2 separate regions of the Mus musculus genome follow, and region 2 is linked to region 1. A link is a loop called in an ENCODE intact Hi-C map of the cell type or tissue named here. Cell type or tissue: left cerebral cortex. All regions are shown on one strand.

Evidence for each region. A loop is a pair of places that touch in the nucleus more often than their neighbours do. Peaks named below come from ENCODE experiments on the same cell type or tissue, not always from the same donor. Only the 100,000 strongest peaks of a DNase experiment are listed, where the experiment ranks them.
Region 2: it touches region 1 in a loop (4-fold over the local background); 2 of 42 quality-filtered maps call a loop at or near these places.

What each region holds. Positions count from the first base shown.
Region 1 is chr15:51,202,394-51,210,393 of GRCm38, forward strand. No RefSeq gene overlaps it. Among named protein-coding and RNA genes, the nearest start is that of Gm34446, 120 kb to the left of the region's middle. In left cerebral cortex, no CTCF peak of the experiment used is centred here; DNase peaks (open chromatin) are centred at 1,162, 3,130, 3,846, 4,536 and 1 more place; H3K27ac peaks cover 2,440 bases.
Region 2 is chr15:51,596,857-51,604,856 of GRCm38, forward strand. Gm34562 (a long non-coding RNA gene) reads right to left here. Exons shown (of 5, transcript XR_875334.1): 4 at 6,792-6,869; 5 at 4,715-4,962. Among named protein-coding and RNA genes, the nearest start is that of Gm34503, 9.0 kb to the left of the region's middle. In left cerebral cortex, no CTCF peak of the experiment used is centred here; DNase peaks (open chromatin) are centred at 1,234, 1,473, 4,246 and 4,637; H3K27ac peaks cover 569 bases.

The DNA of each region.
Region 1 (8,000 bases):
TCATGCCATGTGGTCTGGAAAGACCACACCACCAACTGCTCATTTTTTCCCTAAGAATTACTGAGTGCTAATCTATCATTTTAGCTTGCAAAACAAAATAGAGAGAAAGAGAGATAAACACTAGAAGCTTAGATTTTTATTAGCCTCAGAGGAAAGTAATTAAATTATTAAATACTAATGTGAAGATTTGTATTTGTTTTTTAAACTAATAGCATAAAGATAACTTATATGAGATTTTAAAAAGAAAAGTCTAACTAGGAATAGCAAGGTGTTTAATACTATGCAAATGTAACATTAGTTCATTTAATCTTCAGAAGCACTCTGGGAAAGTGCTACAGAAAGCTGTGCAGAAAATTGTAAGGCATGCTCGTTTAATCACAGAAAGTCTGTCTGCAAAATGCACACCAGGAAAGATGACTGTGATGTACACCATGGTGAAGTGGCAGCTACATGTCAGGATAGATTCATCAACTGTTAGAAATGTGCTCCTTCAGCTAAAGGGATCTGCAACCCTATAGGTGGAACAACATTAAGAACTAACCAGTACCCCGGAGCTCTTGACTCTAGCTGCATATGTATCAAAAGATGGCCTAGTCGGCCATCACTGGAAAGAGAGGCCCATTGGACACGCAAACTTTATATGCCCCAGTACAGGGGAACGCCAGGGCCAAAAAGGGGGAGTGGGTGGGTAGGGGAGTGGGGGTGGGTGGGTATGGGGGACTTTTGGTATAGCATTGGAAATGTAAATGAGCTAAATACCTAATAAAAAATGGAAAAAAAAACAAATAAATATGTATACCAGGAAAAAAAAAAGAAATGTGCTCCTTCAGTGGCGATGCAGGCAGTGGCAAAGGCTACACACTTGGGGTGTACATGGGACATCACAGTTTTTCTGTGAACCTCAAAGTGCTCTCAAAACAGTCAAATCAAAATTCAGAGAAAGTGTCACCTAAGCAGAGGCCCCATGCTTATTTTTCTTAGTTTACAACAGCCTTCATTTATTTATCTTCTTGTGAAACGAGTGCCTCTTTCAGTCACAGATGTAGGATTTTGTTGGAAGATCCTCAAATTTTATATTTAAAATTTATATTAAAAAAATCATTTTCTTTCCTTAGCAACTAGCAATGTTGAAAAGAGCCAGCCGTCCTCTGGCTCAGATCCACATTACCCATTTGAGAACATCAATGTTGGAAGCAATGGCAGTATCTGAGCAGATGTAGTTAGACTGTGTCCACAGACTCACAGTGAAGGGGTCACCTTCTTTCTTTGCCCATGCTGGCCAGCATGAGCTTCTTCCATATAGTAAAAGACTACCACCACCACCACACACACACATGCACATACATGCATACACACACACATGCACATACATGCACACACACACACACATGCACATACATGCACACACACACACATACATACTCACACACGTGCACATATGCATACCAATCTGGCTAAAAGTCTATTTCAAAAAGAGGCATTATTTTTAATTTGTTGTATGTTATAATATGTTTAATGTGTTGTATGTTATAACTGTACTTCCATACACATCTAAAAATGATAACTTTTATAGGTGAATCTTATCTTTCCAGAGTGTTCTTTCTAAAATAGTTCCTCTCTTTTGGATGATGCTCTTCTCTTGAACGTGTTATGAAATATTGTATGTTCAGAACTACATCCATATACAGTGTGGTAAAAAGTTGTCTGCCCATGTCCATTAAGTTTCCTTTAGTAATCAAGTACAAGAGAAGCCTGAAGTAAGCAGCCCTTCTCTCTGGGTATTCAATTTCATTTCTGGGTTCCTTTCATTCTTAGTAAGGTTTCAAGTATTTACTGTAATGTTCTCCACCACAACACATAAGAGAGGAGAAGTAGGCCTTTTATTTTCCTCTTCTCTGTTTTCTTACCATACTTTTGTGATTACATCATAATTCTAGCTATCGTTAGCATACATTTTGAATGTACAAATTGATGCTTTGCTTGCTCTTTCTCTGGAGTTTTTTCATCTATATTAAACATAACTATGTCTAAAACAAGTCTAATAAATCCTTAAAGTATCAAATTGGAACCAATAAAGACAAATCTGGGGAAATTATGTAGGTGTGGTTCTTGTCTAACCTACCGTCATTATGTTAAATCATGATGTCTGAAGCATCTGGTTGAATTTATATATTAAACATAAATTTTCTAAGTGACACTTTTACTAATACAATATGATTTTACTCTTCTGAACTTCCAGTCTTGTTTCATTAGAATGATATAAATAGCTATACTAGAAACTCACAAAAATTTTCATCAGATTTAAGGTTTATGGAACATGTCACCTAAAAGATGTAAAACCTATATAGCTCTCTTTTCTATTCCTTCCTTCCTTCCTTCCTTCCTTCCTTCCTTCCTTCCTTCCCTCCTTCCTTCCTACCTTCCACCCTTCCTCCCTCCCTCCCTCCCTCCCTCCCTCCCTCCCTCCCTCTTTCTTTCTTTCTTTCTTTCTTTCTTTCTTTCTTTCTTTCTTTCTTCTTTCTTGTTTCTTTGTGCTTTTTATATCAAAATAAAAAAGGCTTACAATGACTGGAAATGGAGTGCAGAATTGAAAGGGGCTATATTAAAAATATACACTTAAACAAAAATCACCTTATATTTTGTGCATATGACTGCCTTTTTTGTATTAAATTGTTGAGAGGGCTCAGTATACTCCAGGATTAGAATAATCCTGTGTTAAAAATAATTTCTGTATTTTCTCATTTAGCTAATATTAATTCATCTAATAAATTATGTGTATAATTTTACCCATGATCCTGCAAGTGACCTAAATTCAACTGGCCATGACAATGGGCATGTTGAACAGTCACAAAGAAGATTTGACAAGGAAGTAGCTATTGAGAGTACAGAATGGATGTACCGACAGGAGAGCGGTCACTATTGTGGTCATTACTGGCTTACTATTAGTGTGTTTTTTTTATGGTTCCAACTGACTTCTACAGATGTGTTTTAATGCAGAGTCAGAAGACTACTATCTGAACATGTGCCTTGCACACCATACTACAAAAGCATGAAAGAGAAGAAAAGAATGATCCATGTAGTAGAGAAAAGTACCAGCTTCATTTGCTGAAAATCCTATGAAATCCGTATAAACCTTCTTAGCAAAGGCTGTGTGGCACAGACTGCTGATGGAGCGAACATCGGGGTCCAGACTGGGTGGAGGGTATAAAGGCAGAGGAAGCTTTATATTCTTCATCAAGATGAAGCCTGTGGGAAATGTCAACTATTACAAAATGGGGAAGGTTTTAAAAAACCCTATCTTACCCGTGGTCCTTAAGGATAGGAACTATAATTATCGTAGGCACAATTTTAAAAATGAACTTTGACTCATTTGTCTCCATAGCAAAGTTCATCCTCCTGCATGAAGCAATCACTATGCATTTGTTAGGAGAATATTTCCTATTCAATTCAAACTTTACAATTGAATTAACAACAGCAATTGAAAAATAACCAGCAACTTTTTTCCCTTCCTTTTCTGCTCTTCCTCAATCGGCCTTTCCCTCTCTTGCCTTGGTTATGTAACTAGATCTTGACTAATTCTCTGAGTGAAAAAATAAAAAAGCTCACTCAATCACAGGCTAGCTGTATTATCATTTAAAATAATAAGAGCGCAGTAGTTCGAACAACATAAAGTATTTATTCTTAGTCATTTATCATTTTCACAGTTCTGCAGACAATGAGACCTACTTTTAACAATCTGCTTCTCTGGGCTACCATAGTCCTTTGTGTCCACCCTTAACATAAATACTAAAAGGATCAGACAGGCTGCTCAAATCAGAGGAGATTTAAAGCAATGTAGACGGAACCCTGAAAAGGAAACCACAACCTCCACACCCGCCCACCTGTGTTTCAGCTGCAAAGCTTCCAAGAAGAAAATTAACAGAGAAAAAGAGACTAGAAGTGAAATGGAAAATGAAGAGAGCAGTCTATGGAATTACTCTCTGAATCAGAAATGGAATACCCCCTCAACTCCTGGGTCAAGGTTCTGCTGCAAAGTTAGATTGTTTCCTGGTGCAGCTTTTTTTTTTTTTTTTATGAATCAAACTGAGGGGAAAAAAATCTAAAAAATAAAATCAGGCTAGGAAAAACAATCAAAGACTTACGGATTTTGTCACATGAGGGAAAAAACCTGCTGATATCCAGATTGTTCCATTGGTAGCTTCCACCCCCTCAGAAGAATCAATTGTTTAACGCATGAGCTCTGTCAATTCAGTAGACTTTCTAATCTGCTAGATTGTAAACCTCTTCAAAATGAATTATAATAAAACAATAGCAAGAAAAAAAAAGCATTAACATTTCAGCAGTGCAATTTCTTAGTCCAGATGGGAAACCACTTGAGCTTAAAATGGACTGTAATGAATAAGGGGGAAAATATAAAACCTTGTGTATATTCAATTCATAACCAAGATTTCCTGATGTGTGCTTCCTTTTAATGTTTCCAAATTTTACGTTTGACTATAAGACATTGCAGTTGAACGGTGGAGACTTCCATTAACCTACATACAAATGCACAGGCTAAATCACAGTGTGAAGTTATTTCTGGAATCTTCCATGTGGCTAAATGCTCAGAGAGAACTCCCAGGCTTCCTTAAAAAAAAAAATCAAGCCTCTGTCCTTCAAGGCAGTTGTTGACTTATACCCTGTCTTTCAGGTTCTTCAGGGACAACAATGCTCTCAACAACTTATGCAGTTCATTGCCCAATAATTTCTTTGGCACTTTTAGATTAAACTATACCCCCAAACCTTCCTTAACTGACTGGCAGTCTGGAAGAATCCGTTCTGGGGTTTATAAGTTGTATGCTAATCTTTCTTTTTTAATGTGAATGCTAACTGCTTTTGAAGATAATGAGATAATTTTAGACCTAAAGAAGCTTGTCAGTACAGAAATTTTCCACATACCTTTCATAATTTATTTGAACTTTAACAGCTTTCCATGAATATTCCTGTTCTTTTCTACAGTCTAATCCAGAAATTCTGCATCACATGAAAGTGTCTTGCCCTCCTCCCTCCATGCCTCCTCCCTTTTTTCATCATCCCCTCTCCCTCCTATGTTCATTCTTCTCTTGTTTCCTTCTTTCTATTCCACCTCTGGTGCTTGGTATCCTAAGATGCTCCAAGATTATTCCAAATCTTAGAATCAACCAGTTCTCCAAATAACACATTTTTCTTTATAAGAGACTGATATTGACAAACCATGACTTGGACATTAGGTATACCTTACTGCTTCTGGCTATTGCCAATTCTTCTTATTCTTCTTTGTGGATAGAGCTAAGGCCCCACTTGTTACTAACTTCAGTCTACTCAAACAATTCCACAACTCCAACCCAGAACCATGGGGCTCCTTTAAGCATTTACTATTCCCTACTCCTTGAAATGTGTGACCTGCACACCTTTCTCATCTACAACATGTCCATCTTCTTGATATGAAGGTTTACATATGTTTGTCCAACAGAAAAACACACACTTCTGAAAAGTGTTTAGAGCTACATCTCCACTTGGAGAGTTCTACTCCAAACAGTTGTGAACACCACAGACATAAATGTATAGTTTCATCAGCACAGGTTTGGTTTATGATTCTCTATAGTGTTAAGAGTTGTCACATATCATATGAATACAACCTCACCTTTAGTAGCCTTCCATATCTGTCTTCTTTCATCTAGCAGTAAACATTTAGAGTTCATTCTGTTCCCATATGCCCCAGTAAGCAACCTGTTTCTTTCCCTTGTTGAATACTGCTCCATTTTACAAATGAACCACACAGTTCCCCCTCATTAACAATTTCATGACACTTGCATTGCTTCTTATATATAATTAAAACACTGTAAGTAGAACCTGTATGTGTATACACATAAAAGTTTTTGCATGAGTAAAACTTTCATTTCCCAGGACTATACGCCCAGAGGAACAATGCTTAGAATATTTTATAAGAACATTTAATTTAATGTTTTAAGAAACTAACAGATAATTTTTTGCAGCATCTGTATCATTTTTATATTCCACCAGTAAGATAACATATGACCTTACGACTGCTCTTTGTTCTTGCCAGCATTTATTATTATGATCAAGTCCACTGCCAGTATACCGTTCGATTAGAGTCATTTTTTACTGTTCTTCAGTTGTCTATAACAATTTTGTCTTGTATCTTCTTTTAGTCCTGACATTGTTCATTCTGTCTCCTCTGATTTGGGGGGGCCTTTTTTGTTTGTTCGATTGTTTTGCTACTAATTCTATTAGTTACTAAAAGTAGGACGGACATCTCCGACTACTTTTGTTTGCAATACCCCATCTGAGTTTTGTGACTTCTCAGTCTGTGCATTTTGAGGTCATGTGGTTCACCCATCAGTGTACATTGGCTATCGTGACATATTGTTGGGGAACTGGTACTTTCATTATGTGATATTCTCCTTTGTAATGATGTCTCTTCTCCCAAGTACTTCATTCCTCCACATTAGACAGGATCAAGGGCTTTCTTTTGGTCAAACAGAGCTTTTTCTCAGAACTTTCTATGAGACATTTAAAACTTTGCTGTTTTATCTTTGTCTTGTGGACAAAAGACAGCTGAACCCTGAAGTCTATTTATTTTGTGTAAGTATACTCCGGAGTTTGTTTCGTGTGGTTCTTTCCTTCCCACATTTTTAATTTGTTATTTATTTTGTGTTGTGTCTGTTGAATGTTACCCACAGTACTATGCTTTTTCATATTAATTGTTATTTAAATATCTTTTAAATATTTTAGTGGCTTTCCTAGGGCATAAAGTACATGTCTTCAAGTTATCAAATTTTTATTATTTTGCTATTTTACATATAGCATTACCATGATTTTTTAAAAGTTCTCTGCTACTATTTTTATATATTTATTTTTATTCTATCTCTTATCATTGTGAAATCAAAATTACACATATATTAGAATACTGAAAATGATTGTAATCTGATATTGTAGGCTTTTCCATTCCTCATACTCTACTCTATTTATGTTTCTATTTGGCCAATTTCAGCTTCATCTTCTAGTTTCCTTTGGCTGTGTCAGGTCGAAAAATGATCTCATTAAAGGGAGCCATGGCTCAGTGGGTGATGGCATGAACACAGGTCCTCAGAACCCACAAAGCTGGATAGTGACACATGTGTGATCCAGCAGTCTTGGGAGGCAGAGATGGATGAATCCTGAAACATTCTTGAGTCAGGTAGCCTGGAATATATCTGTATACACACACACACACACACACAGAGAGAGAGAGAGAGAGAGAGAGAGAGAGAGAGAGAGAGAGAGAGAGAGAGAGGAGAAAGAAACTATGTGCAAGGTGTAATCTCTGAAATTAGCCAACTTCTCTGTTTGCAACATTGGCTTCTAGATTGTCTCAAAAACTGCAGAAATATGAAGCTTATCTGACAGTTACCCAAATTAAATTAGGAAATATCTCTAGCATATTACCTCCAAAGACACGCCATCTTTTTCTAGTAGACAATTACACATTAATATATTTCTCCTAGTAGACTTTTTCCTAATTATAAAAGTCTTTTCTGTTGATTTTTAACTTTAAGGAAGTACATATTGAAGTTTTAAAGGGAAAGAACAACAGTTTCAGATGACAAAGCCACACATGCAGAAGAAGGGAATGGTTTACCTTCTGGGCTGAATTGACGTTTGCACCTACAAGATTAAAGGAATACATTCAGGGATAGAGCTGGAACTCAGAATTGGATAAGGACAATATGGTGTAGTTGTTTCATTGCTGTGTGAGATCAAGACAGAATTTCTAATAGCTTTTCGGTCCCTACTATCTTCTTAGTCACATGGAATGCCTGAGGACAGCAAGGCATTTTATTATTCCCAAGTATATTCTCTTTTCTCTTCAGGGGAGCAAACATTTTCCAGATCATGAATTCATTTATTTTTTTTTCTTTTTGAAGAACATTTGTTTCCCATCTAATGGCACACACTGTGCTAAACGTTGTGAATATGCA
Region 2 (8,000 bases), 390 kb after region 1:
GCCCCTTGCCCTTCCCAGCAATTTATGTGCCTCGTCAGGTTTTCCACAGTCATCAGATAGATAGCACACTTCCTCTTTGCATCTATCTGCCTCTGGGCTCACCCCCTAAGTTTTAGGATGTTCTTGGAATCATGTGTGAAGACAATGCTGGGCGATAAATCAATGGATGCAGCACTTGAAAGCTCAGAATTCTGTCCTTGACTGTAATAGGATGTAGTGGGACAAGGAAGTCAACACTAAAGTCCACCTCAGTCAATGTAATCTGTCCATCTAGATCTAAAGTTGTTCTGAAAAGAGACCACCTGGGTTTCAGTTATAGTCCTGCATCACTTAACAAGAATATGTTCTGAGAAAGGAATCATTAGGAGACTTTGGAGGTTGGTTGGTTGGTTGGTTGGTTGGTTGGTTGGTTGTTTGGTTGGTTGGTTGGTTAGTTAGTTGATTAGTTAGTTGATTAGATTGCTTGCTTGCTAGTTTATTGAGAGAAAAATCTCCTGTATTCCATGATAGCCTGAAACTATATTCATAGATGAGGATGAATTTAAACATTAGGTCCTCCTGTGTCCATGTGCCCTGTGCTGAGATTATAAGTATATGCCACCACATCAAGTTTATGCAACAGTGGGAAGCTGAATTCAGGGCTCTGTGCCCATTAATCAAGTGTTCTACAGACTAAGCTAAGGCTTCCCTCATGCCAGGAGTTTCGTTTTGTGGGACCATCTATCACAGAGTACACTTGTACAAACATAGCTTGCCAGCCCATCAGTTGATGGTATGATGGTGTGAAACAGTCACCACACTGGTGGCAGTACAGCCTATTCATGCCACTTCCAGGAAAAGATATTAAAATAATTTACCCAGCACCCAGCAAGCTTCCAGCCTTCTTTAGCAGAAAACAAAGGCTCTGAGTTTCTGTTTTGGAGGAGCAAACACACTTCTCTTTTCTTTTTGGCATCAATATCTCTTCCAGGTACATCAATTCAGGGTTTTCAGTGGTGGAGCCTGCTTGGACTCCAGCTACCACTATCTTCCTTTTCATTACCCAACACCCCAGGGGCTTGCACCTCAGATGTGCCTGAATGTAGCACCGTGGTGCTGTCTGTATGAGAAAGGGCCTGGAATCCTTTTGAATGCTCAGTAGGTTTCTTCCCATTTCAGAATTTCTGCTTCCAAGTTCTACAAGAAAGAGATATTTTTGAATTTTTATTTGTGGCATATATCCTGCTTATGCCAGCAGATGCGTCAAAGATACCACAACTAAAATAGGATTTTTATAGGAAAACAGAATGTAGGGCCTGAATTAATTGCTGACATCATATGTACTCCCTCAGACTAGCTATTCCGAAACAACTCTGCCCCCTTCCCACATATTTTACCCCCTACCCATTCGTTGTTATTATTAAGGACACATGTATAGAAATAGGATCTTGCCTTAGTGAACTCTTTCCATGCCAGCTGCTCATTCCTCCAACGGATTTTACAATTGTCCCTTTCCACATCACAGTCAGTCATTGTACAAACGAGAATGTCCTCCAAGAACAGATTGTGACTTTAGGTGGAGAAAGAGCAGCCATCAGAAGCAGATGAACTCTCAGTGAGCCAAGATTGGGACTGTGCCACAAATGTCCTCAGGAAGACATGGGGGAAGAAATACAAATGAAGAAAAATCAAAACAATAGATTAAAGCAGAGGTGAGACTATGCTGAAGAATATTGAGAAACAGGTTTTTAAGAGATATCAGTTATTTCGTAGGTTGTATATGACCACAAATCTTAAAAGTTTGTAGCCTCGGCCACAATTCTGAATTCCCCTACTTAGGCTGAATTTAAGCCACAATTCTGAATTTCCCTACATAAGACCTAGGCTCCAAAATAGGTGCCACTATTTGCTGCCACTGCTCTTAAATAGTTCTGTATTATTTCTCTTTTTAAAGTAGTTTTTATCTTTTGAGGATATAATTACATCATTTCCAACTTTCCCTGTCCTCCTTCCAATCTCTCCCATATATGCCCTACCCCCTTTTTCTCTCACAAACTCATGACTTCTTTTCCTACAATTTCTTACATTAAACTCAGCACTTGAATGCTTTCCATCTGCTATAAGGTATTTTGGGTCTCCAGCAACTTCTTCCATTTTATCCTCTTCACCGTATTTATTAATTAGAGAGAATTGATGAATGTACCAAGCCTGGTTGTGTTTTGCTTTGGCTTGTTTTGGGTTGGGTTGGGTTGAGTTGGGTTGGGTTGGGTTGGGTTGGTTTTTTGAAAGCTTTAATTTTGGTTAATTTGGAAGTAAAATCATGATGGAGAGGGCCTGTGGATAAAAGAGTCTTGAGAAGCCTATCAGAGGACTTGCTAGAACTGTGTTGTGATTTGTTTTACTGCTCCCTAAAATTCATCCTATATTGTGTTCAAAATCACACTCTCCTTCTATACACCTGTATATGGTGGACTTCTCAGAATGGACCCGAGAAGGACAAATGTAGAGTGAATCACAAATAAATACCAAAAAAATTTAACGAAAACTCTATGTCTCAACTAAGAGAATTATGTCTTGTTGAAAGTTTCTGCATTTGCCAGTGGTAGTGATTTACATTTGTGTGTGTGTGTGTGTGTGTGTGTGTGTGTGTGTGTGTGTGTGTGTGCGTGTGCCACAACATACATGTGGAAGTCAGAAGACAACTTGCAAGAGTCAGTTCTCTTGTTCTACTGTGTGGGATCAGGGATTGAACTCAGGTCATCAGGCTTGGTGGCAGATGCCTTCACCCATTGAACCTCCTCATCAGCCCAGTCAGCTATGAATGTTAACCTGATACCTAATGCAGTCACCCCTAGGAGAGGTATCTTAGAAGGTAAGCTTAAATATCTTTGTTTTCCACTCAAGAAAGGTAAAGTTGAATAGCTCATCCAAATTCTAATCTAGCGCATGCCATCTCAGGTCAAGCCAACTCAAGAACATCTTTGCTTAGTTCCTCCTTCAAGGTTTCTCCAGCATTTTCCAAACAGTTTACCTTACCCCTTCCAGACCCAGTATCCTCTCAATCATGGCAATCCAGGGGCAGCTACAATGTTACAGTTTTGAAACACAGCCACTGGGCAACAATGAAGTAGAAACTCTGGTCTAGCAGATAGAGCACTTAGGCCCTGGGCAACTTCCCGGGCTCTTGTGCTTGCTGTGTAGCCTTTAGTTCTCCCCTCTGAAAACTGCACCCGTATTTTGAGTTCCTGAAAACATCTCTGGAGAAACACTCCTTTTCTGTCCCTCAGAGCTCTGTTAGCTTGCCTTGTCTGGCCAGGCACACATCTGAAACATTTTCTCCCCATTTCTTCCACTCTTTCATTTCATAGTACTTTAATTCCTGACTCAAATAACATGTCCCCCTGTTAGTCCACAGACTATTCAGAAGGCCTTTGTCTTCATTGTTCCTGATCATTGATAGTTAATGGCAGGCACAGATTAACTAAATAAATCGAAAGATGGTGGCTTTACATATCTGCTCAGAGATTTGGGGATGAGAGAACGGATGATATGTGGATCCCACGTTGAAAAAGAATTTTTTTAACAACTTGCAATCTCTGTCAAACAACTATAATTTTTAATAGGCCTCTTAAAACATGAGATGAATTAAAATCTCCTCACTCTGCTGTTTGGGAAACAGCATCCTTACCAGTCTAATGAGAGATGCAATTAGAAATTAAGTGTCGAGAAGTAGTTGAATAAGTCTTTATTGAATTAAATCCATGTCTCTGAACTGAATTAAACTGAAACGCAGCTGTGGCTTCTCCTACTGGAAACCATCGAGCTGCCTGGGTGGGGAATCTGCCCTAAGGAGAGAAAAAATTATCGATGGTTCCAGCTCTGGGTTAGAACCTCTCAACCCTGGCTACACATTATAGTCACCTGGGGAAATCTGAAAGATGTTGGATGCATGCTTCCCATCCTTAGGATATTTCATTTAATTGGACTGAAGTAGAGCCTTGGCATTTACATTTTCTTAAAGTTGCTTGGGTGTGTTTAATGTCCAACCATTCATGAGACAACTTGTCTGGAAAACAAGGTTGCTCCCTTGTAACTATAGCTCTGCGGCCGGGTGACCACAGCTAGAATCCTGGTCTTTGGTAGTGGATTAGTTGTATCTGCTATCATAGGTTGTGGGCCAAGATTTGGTGTCTTTCCACAGTCAGCATAGCTGGAAAGTATGCCTGCAGAATGAGCCTCCAGAACACATGTGAACTGAAGTGTGGGAGATATTTGCGTGTATAAGCAAAACAGTCATACCACATCCTACAAAAGGAGGCCAAGAGAGGACTCAACATTCTGACTGAGATGTTGTTCCCACAAACAACCCTCTTGTTCCTTCCATTGTAGACCATTGGCATCAGGTAAAGAGATTGGAAAAAAAAAAAAAAAAACCACTTGGGGAATAGGGAATATTGTGACAGTGCCACAGCTGTGCCTCCACAGAGTGGGATAGAGGAGGCTGCGTGAGGCTTCCTTCTCTTGATGTTCTTTCAGCATTTTCTTTTCTGGTTTGGAACCCTGTGGCACTAATGTTTTCCTTCAATGGCACAAGCTTTCTTCTTCACACTTGCCCAGAGCCCACGTTACAGCAGCACCTTGGTGTCTATGATTAGCAACTAGACAATCCCCAAGAGGAAGCATGCGCCCGCCCCCGCCCCCCCCCCCCACACACACACACACCCAGGATGCTGCTGCTCCTTTGCAGAAAGATTCAAAATGCACATGACATCTGTCATGCTTCAGTCTTGTCTCTCTGCCACATTTCCAAAAGGCTCTTGCAGATTTCATGTTTGTGTTTTCCTGTTTTTTCTGGCTCCATGTTCCCCTATGTAAATTAAGAACGTTCTTCCAGTGGGAACAGGCACCCGAGAGCCTTTGTTGACTTCAGACACACTGGGTCTCACCGAAAGCAGCTTTGCATACAGCAGCAGGCCGGGCTGCCTAAAGGAAATCCAGAGCAATTTAAGAAAAAGCCGTTTTAAAAATCAATTACAGTAAAGGAGAAAGCTAATAAAAGGAATCCATGCATGCTCAACTGAGAAATAAATAGTGCAGTCATATTGCTGAATATTATTAAATTGTATTTTGCTCCATCTTTTGTTATTCATTTATTGAATATGCAACATTTTCTCTATGAAATTTTTCTAATATTAGTCCAAAATACTGGACAATGTTGCCTACTTTCATGATTGTGTTTTATTTATGTGTGTCTGTGTGTGTGTGTGTGTGTGTGCACCCGCGTGCGTGTGTGTGTGTTTGCTACCTTTCATTGTACTAGAATCCTATATTGCATCCTACCCTCCTACCCCTCTGATATATACACACAGACACACAAATGCCACAAATAAAAACCAGGAAAGTCACAGTTGACACTCCTCATCAGTGGTGTCATTTACAAAGCAAGGACTAAAAAGAAAGAAGTGAGCCAATTTTTTATTTAAAGTTTTGAAATGTGATTCATTATGAAAAGTTTACAATAATTTTTGAGCCTTTAGAAAATTCATCAAAATATTAATCTTGATTAGTGAGGGGTTTGTTACTCCTTAAATTTTATGTCTAATGCCAAGTTTGTCATGTTTTTGTTTGGATTTTTTTTTAAATTTTTGCTTTTATGTTGTTTTTATCAATTAAGCTTATTTGATGATTTTTATACATGTATACAATGCATTCTGGTTATCCTCTCCCCACATCCATCCTTGTTACTTTCCCATTCCGTCAGCCCCACACTCCACCCTATTCTAAGTCCTGATCTCTGTAAATACAGAGTCAAGAACATAGACTAGTATGGGCAAGTCCTGGTGTAGATGAACTAGAACTCTTTATACTGGAGTGCTAAGAAATCTGTAATCTAAGCTTCTCTGCTTATTGCTGTACTGATATTACATTAATGTAGTCAATGTCTCAGAGGTGCTAGAATGTTTTGAAGGTTGTGAGTAGGAGAATAGTTACATGGTTTAGGGGGCACCGCCTAGTAAAATCAGCACTCCAACCCATTATACTTACACACCTGACCATCAATTCAGCTCAAGGGTGAATTCCCTTGGTCTCTCCCATTAATCTAACAATGTATCTAACACTAACACATGAATACCTGACTCTGGTAGAGTTCACAACCTAATGAAAATTCATCATAGGGTAATATCTCAGAAACAGTGACATGGATGCTCTTGAGAGAAAGTAGCACAAGAAGGGCCACATCACAGAGGCAAGGGCTTCCAGTCTGTCTAAGGGCAAGGGCTTCTGGTCTAAGGCCAACCCTCTGCAAGAAGTTGCCCCAGGAAGAATTGGGACATGGAGGACTCTCTACTTGCGTACATATTGGGATTCAAAGAGTCTAAAAGTCTGTGTGTGGCTTGGACCTCCTGCAAAGCACAACTTGAAAACATACCTCTGAGCATAAGCACGGGGCATGGACTGCCTGCTGCGCCCACACCCCTGTCAGCAGGACATGTGCTTCCAGTTGTTTTCACAGTAGTAATTATGGCTCACATTCAGCTATCTACACCCTCTAGTCTGGTTCCATTGGTGACCAAGGATACACATTTGTTCAGCAGCTGGACAAAGGCAAGGGCGCCAAGCCTTGGAATACAACAATTTACCTCTCTTCAAAGCTAACATACATTAGAAATTGAACCTTCGCCCTTCAAACTGTCAGCTATACCAACCCCTTCATTACATAATAGTGACCACCTTGACAGTATTTTGTTACAGAATTGATGGTTGGAGTCATAGATTGAAAGAACAAAGAATGGTTGAGAGGAAAGTCTCACCTGTGTGAATATTATGTTTCCAGATCTCTACGTTCAGAGGAAGAAAAGCTGAGTTTGTTGAATGTGAACAAGTTTAATCTGCAAGCAAAGAAAAACAGCTAATTCTAGGCCTGTTACACATAAATTTTCCCTATAAAGTAATATTTAATGGGACATTTGTATCAGCCCCCCACCCCTCTCCAAAGCTAGGGAACATTGAAAAGGATGGAGCAGAAGGAATGTAAGAGTGAAGGGTTGGGTTGCTATGAAATGCTGTCTTCTGAATATGACATAACCACCACACTTAGGAGGTCACAGCAGTAGCGGTTACCTGCACAGGACTTGCATGGGACTCGGACTATCAACAATCTGTCATGGAAGTGGAAGGGACTCCTGAGGCCCTACCCCTCATTGATGAGCCACTGGCAGGTAATGGAAGAATCATTGTGTTCTTACTTGTGCTCATAATGACCACCCTAATTAAAGTAAAAGGGTCTCTCTCTCTCTCTCTCTCTCTCTCTCTCTCTCTCTGTGTGTGTGTGTGTGTGTGTGTGTCTCCTGTCTCTCTCTTGCACACATGTACACACACACACACACACAGAGACAGACAGACAGACAGACAGACAGACAGAGAGAGAGAATTTTGTTGGGAAGGAGAAAGTGTCCCAACAGCAGTGACAGAGAGATATGAGAAGGGAATAGAGAATTTGATTAAAATGCATTATACACATGTGAAATTGTCAATGAAAAATTTGAAATATGTTTTTAAAATATTTTTAAAAACCACAGGGGGAACCAGATGGCTCAGCAGGTAAAGAGGCTTGCTACCAACCCAGCTCTCTGAGTGTGAGCCCCTGAACCCTCTGGGAGGAATAACTGACTCCTGAACGCTGGTCTCTGGTTTCCATTTCGACATTGTAGTATGTGGGCATATGTACATGTGTGCACTCACATACACAGAGAGGCACACAGAGGTACACACACACATAGATATAATTTTTAAAGCAACAATTTTTTTTCTTTGAAGTCTACAGTCTGCACGTGCTAGAAAAGACAGTTCAGTCTGGAGACACTTGAGTTTCACGTCAGGTGGATGATTGTCATTGGCAAAATGTTCCTAGCTCCTCATCATCCCTCATTCACCTTTCTTAATGGGGGAGTTTGGAAAGAACATGTTGATGTGCGCACTTCAGAGGGGAAAGCTAGGATCCCATCGGCTAAAAGGCTGTC